Linked DNA regions of Homo sapiens: region 1 is linked to region 2. Evidence: chromatin contacts called from ENCODE Hi-C data. All regions are on one chromosome and are shown on one strand. The core of a region is the stretch at or near the end of the contact, and the rest is flanking DNA. Distances in the headings are between cores, read along the strand shown.

The links. Hi-C counts contacts between places; a loop is a spot of excess contacts on that map. Pooled maps may share reads with other maps.
Region 1: a loop to region 2 is called in a pooled map, with 5 times the contacts of the local background. The contact joins the promoter of PIK3CA here to the enhancer-like site in region 2. A Hi-C loop is called at or near these places in 4 of 50 pooled maps.

Annotation. Positions count from the first base shown.
Region 1 is chr3:179,146,778-179,149,709 of GRCh38, reverse strand. PIK3CA (phosphatidylinositol-4,5-bisphosphate 3-kinase catalytic subunit alpha) reads right to left here and starts at 1,353. Exons shown (of 21, transcript NM_006218.4): 1 at 1,107-1,353. It overlaps PIK3CA-DT (PIK3CA divergent transcript), which reads left to right and starts at 1,737. Exons shown (of 3, transcript NR_125401.1): 1 at 1,737-1,794. RefSeq lists silencers at 729-778, 839-1,308 and enhancers at 490-989, 1,799-1,918, 2,529-2,638.
Region 2 is chr3:177,144,154-177,146,853 of GRCh38, reverse strand. All of the region lies in intron 1 of TBL1XR1 (TBL1X/Y related 1), which reads left to right. Among named protein-coding and RNA genes, the nearest start is that of TBL1XR1, 52 kb to the left of the region's middle. RefSeq lists a silencer at 2,019-2,313. Within about 2 kb of position 1,278, at least 8 of the 41 ENCODE cell types and tissues checked have a DNase peak (open chromatin) inside an H3K27ac peak, as active enhancers do.

The DNA of each region.
Region 1 (2,932 bases), core at 104-2,603, 2.0 Mb before region 2:
TTCTAAGGGGTTCTCCCCGGCCACACAAACTATGATTCAAAACATCGTTCCGAAAACCCAGGTCCTGCATGTGCACAAAGGCGCAGTGCTGGAATGAGGAAGCTTCACCAAGATGAAATCACAACTCTAATTCATTAAAGAATATGCAGACTGTTTTCTAGAAAGACCCTCTTGTTGCGCTCCCTTTACCCTACCCTTTATTTAACCATGTAAACAGTCTCAATTATTGACATAAAAAAATAGCTTTCGATTCCCAAGTCTGGTAACACGGTTGGCCACCATCACTATTCCTTTAGCATCCTAAAATAAACCCCTCGAGCCGAGGTCAAAAACACGCCGGCTGAACGTCTGGTGTTTACATAGCCCAATCCCGGGCCCTACCCTACCTTTCCGAGCCACTTAAGAGCCATGGAACAGGCATCACATAATACACTTAGTAAAGAGACAAGTCACATGAGTCAGTGTCTCAGGTCTATGAATGAAAGATCTAAGCGTTTGTCTCAGCTAAAAGGAAAAAACAACCTCGAAAGGAAGGGTGGGAGGGGAGCTGGCGGGGGTGAGGGGAGCGGTGTTCCTTCCATACCCCTGCCGGGCGATTTAAACCCAGTAAGAGGCAAACGCAGGGCCGCCAGGCTGGCGGGGCCGGAGTCCTCGGGCGTGACAGCCCCTCAAGAAAAGCTCGCGGTTTCGCGCCCGCGTCCCTTGAGCCGCAGTCCTCGCGGCAGCCCCTCCACCCGCGGGCTGGGTGGGCGTGCAGGGCGCGGGAGACAGAGCCACCGCGGCCGGGGCGGCGGCCCTGGGCGCACTTCCTCAACCTCCAGCCGCCCCGTCCCCAAAACTGGGAGTAGAAGCAAAGGAAGAGCGAGGCGGCAGCCAGAGAGAAAGGAGAGGGAGCGGCGAGCCCTCGCCTCTGCAGCTAGGAGAGGCCAGAGGCAGGCGAGGGAGAGGGTGCGGCGATCGCAGGCGAACTCCGCCGCGGGCCGACGCTGGGAGACGACCAGCCCGTAGCCTCCGCCCAACACGGCGGGCGCGCCCGGGAGTCTCCGGCACCCACCCGGTCCCCATTCCCACCGCACCCGCTACCGGCCAGTCCGCGCTCTACTCACGCTCGGGGCTCTTCCAGGCTCCGCGGCTCTAACCGCATCGGGTCCCAGCCCCGCGGGCGGCGGCGGCGGCGCCGAGGGAGAGGAGAGCGGGCGGCACGGCCCCCGCCTCCCGGCCCCTCTCCCCCGCCGCTCCGGAGCTGCCCGGCCGGGCCCGAGCCCTGCCTCGCCGGCGGCCCCAGCCCCAGTCCCAGCGGCCGCGGCAGCAGCAGCCCGACACCTCAGCGGCCGCAGCGGCGGCACCGGAACTGCCGCTTTCTACTTCTCGCTCCCTCTCCTCGCTAGCCCCCGCCACACGCCCCCGCCCCCGACTCCTTTCTCCGTCGCCCCTGTTTTTTTTTCCTTTTGTTTCCAGAATAAACTTTATTGGTCTCTTTTTCCGCTCACATCGTGTAAACAAACAACGAACTCTTCCCCACCCCCTCGGCCCCCCCCCTCCTCCGGCAGAAGAGGGTAAGAGCTGAGGAGGGGCAGAGCCTACAATCCCCCGGAAGCAGATGCGCAAAGAAGCGGAAGCGAAATTGAGGCGAGGAGGAGCAGGGAGTGGGCAAATAGGGTAACAATATGTGCTACTGCGCCTGCGTCTTGCTTTTCCGCCCGAAGTTTATGTACAGTTGGGGCTGCTCTTCTGACGTTTGTTTAATGATCCGTCTTCTGCAGTAGTGAGGGTGTTGTGTCATCCTAGGACAGCGTACGTGTAGTATATTTGTTTCTACGAGCAGCAGGCGAGCTGGGGTAGAGATATAGAAAGGAATATTGGGAGCAAGTGGGTTATTTCACTTTTACACCCATAGAGGAAACGAGATTAGTTCGGGGGTGAGAGGAGGTGCGGTGGCTAACCGCCGCTGTCAGTGGCTAACCAGCGTGGTTATGGATTCTATAATAGAAAGAATGCTTTTTACAAAGCGTTGCTGTGCGTTCTTCTGCCGACATGGTTTAAGTTGTATACCATCCCGAAGGCGGAATGCACTGTCACAGCCCTCTGCAGTCCTTTGACTCACTTCGTGGAGACCTTTTGCTATGCCCTCATTTTTTTTTTTAAATCGAATTCTGATTCGAAGCAGCTTGTAGGATTCAATTCTAACTATTCAGAAGACGTGGGGGATTTTTCGCGTAATGCCAACAGAGACTTCAGAAATGTCATATAGGCTATAGATTTGATTCAAGGTAGTGTCTTGGTGCTGCGTACCTTAGAAGTCTGTTTGCTTGAGAGTAAATCAATCTGTTGACTTTTGAGATTACTACTGATAAGGGTTCGGTACTGTGCGTTTTTCTCCCCCTACTGGTCTTTTGTTGTAATATTGGAAAAGCGTAGGAGCAGTGATTAGAAGTCTGAGATACAAGTACTCCAGCATCGGTTCCTCCTTGAATTTTTAAGTAATAGAGGGCTTGGGAAGTGACCCATCCTAGAGATGTTACAGTCCTACTTGTCCTCTAGAGCAAAACTCTGACCAATAACAGTCTTCTCGAACACCGCACGTCCGTCCATACCCCAATGGTAAATGAGATGGATCTGTTCCTCTTTGTGGTCGTAGTTTCACTTGACTGTATTTCTTTCTTTTCTGTGTTTTCTTTCTTTCGTCCTTTTTCTCCCTTTAGCTCGGATTTTCATCTCACATTCCAGGGGTTTGTGTTTCTAAATGTTTTTCTCGAACCAATGTTCTTCAACAGTTTTAGAACACTGTTACTCCAGAGTACAGATTTTTTTAAAAAAGGAACACTGAATTGCTAGTCAAAGTAAATTTTAAGGCAATATATCCCAAATTGTGTTTCAAGCACAGAGTTATATGAGATATTAATAGGTAGACCTTGGTGGGGAAAAATATACT
Region 2 (2,700 bases), core at 29-2,528:
TAATTTTCGCTTGAAACAGTGACTCACTATGGTGATTCTGACATGAGCATTTTAGAGATATTTTCTCAAACAAAGTGAGCTTTTACTTTAAGGAAAACAACGGACGGTATTTGTTGCCAGTGATAAAATCTGAGATTTCACGTGATAGTTTGGGTTTTGGAAAATTATTAGATACTGTGAGCTTGATAGCTTCCTGTTATTTAGAATTTTTCTGATGATCTTGGTAAAAGTAGTAGTGAATACAACTTTTTTTTTTTTTTTTTTGAGATGGAGTCTCGCTCAGCTGCCCAGGCTGGAGTGCAGTGGCGTGATCTTGGCTTACCACAACCTCCGCCTCCTGGGTTCGAGACCAGCCTGGCCAACATGGTGAAACCCCCATCTCTACTAAAAATACAAAAAATTACCTGGGCATGGTGACGGATGCCTGTAGTCCCAGCTACTCGGGAGCCTGAGGCAGGAGAATCACTTGAACCCGGGAGGCAAAGGTTGCAGTGAGCCGAGATCACGCCATTGCACTCCAGCGTGGGCAACAAGAGCAAAACTCCCATCTCAAAACAAACAAAGCATATCATATGAAAGCCAGAAAACTGACTTAACCTGAGGCAGTATAGTGAAGATGTACTGCTGTACAAGCCAAATGAAAGCAAATTGCTTCTGAAATTCTGTTTGTAGAGATAGAGAAACCTTTGCCAGAATGATAGCTGCATATCAGGTACTGAACTAAGCAGATCACATATGAATACCAGCTCTTCCTTGTAGTCATTAAGATTAAAACACAGTCATCCTCTAAAAATATTTGTTTTCTGTATTAGCCAGACAGTTGTATTAAGTAGGTACCTGCTAGGAATTGCAATCCTTGCATCTTTCAGTTCTTTGACAATTCTTTCAGGAATGCAAATTACTTTTGTTTGGAGGGAGAGCTCCTGGGATCTCCATCAGACTTCCTGATAAAAACTACCCTGCAACTCCACCTGTCATGGCATCAGTATGGGAATTTTGTCTGTTGGAAAACTAAGACTGCCCTTTGCAACTATATGTTCAACACCTGGAGAAGATAACCAATAAATTGGGAGGGTTAATCTACTCTGATAAATGGACTTTTGACCAAAACTTTATTATTTGACCACTGTCATTCCTCTTTCTGACAAATGTGCCACATTGGTGCTATCTGGGTCTTTTAGAGATTTAAGAGTTAGCTTTTATAGTCCCAGAAAGGTCTGGGTGTTTCACTTTTCAAGTACATGGTTACCTTAGTAAGGGGCTGTTGATCTTTGTGGAAAGCCAAGAGGGAAATCACAGTACTTGTGATGTAATTATAGAGCTTTGTCTAAAGGATACCTTGCCTTACTGCCTTTATTCTAGAGGGTCTGCGAACTTTGAGAGGCTGTTATTTTTCTATCTTGGTGGCTTATGTCCCCCTTGTCAGGTCTCTGTATTCCATACATATTTGTTTACCCAGGTTAGGAGTTAGCAGACTTTTTCTATAGGGAGCCAGATATACAGTCACTGAAAAAAACAATGCAGTGCTGCCATTGTAGTGCTAAAGCAGCCATAAATAGTACATAAATGAGCTTTTCTGTTCAATTAAAACTTTATTTACTAAAACACAGTGGGTCAGATTTGCCTCCGGTTGTAGTTTTCATACCTCTGGTGTAGATCACATAGGATTATAGTGGAATGTCTTTATGTTACGGTTTTAGGGACTTTCCAAGGTTCCTGCAGACAAACCAGTTTGATAACCACTAGGTTCCTGTTCGTTAAGCTTGCCTGGTACCACTTGAAGTTATAATTAAACAGTCAACAAAATCAGCCTGTGCATTTGAGTTTTGGTTTTAAAGCTTTAGAGCAGGGGTTGGCAAACTGCAGTCTGCAGGCCAAATGTGGCCAGCCTGTTTTTTTGTGATCCACAAGTTAAAAATGTTTTCCATAATTTAAAATAATTGAATAAAGAAGATCAAAAAAGAATGATATTATTTTGTGACAAGTTAAAAATTACATGAAATTCAAATTTTCATGTGTAAAGTTTTATTGAAATACAGCCACATTGATTAATTTATGTGTAGGTTATGGCTGCTTTCTTTTTCTTTTTTTCTTTTTTTTTGGGACGGAGTCTCCCTCTGTCGCCCAGGCTGGAGTGCAGTGGTGCAATCTCGGCGCACTGCAAGCTCCGCCTCCTGGGTTCACGCCATTCTCCTGCCTCAGCCTCTGAGTAGCTGGAACTACAGGCACCCGCTACCACACCCAGCCAATTTTTTTTTTTCTAAAGTAGAGATGGGGTTTCACTGTGCTAGCCAGGATGGTCTCGATCTCCTGACCTCATGATCCACCCGCCTTGGCCTCCCAAAGTGCTGGGATTACAGGCGTGAGCCACCGCGCCCGGCCAGGTTATGGCTGCTTTCACTTCACAACTACACAGTTGAGTAGTTGCAACAGAGACCTTTGGCCTTGGAAGAATTACTATCTGGCCCTTTACAGAAAAACGTTTTCTAACCTTGGCTTAAGATGGAGAACGATTCTTTAATGTTGTACTTAGTAACTGCCTCTTTCTTTGTCAGTGCCATGAGTCAAAAATTTATGCTGTGAATATGTCACTTTGTGTTTTTTTTTGAGACGGAGTTTTGCTCTTGTTTCCCAGGCTGGAGTGCAGTGGTGTGATCTCAGCTCACTCCAACCTCCGCCTCCCGGGGTTCAAGCGATTTT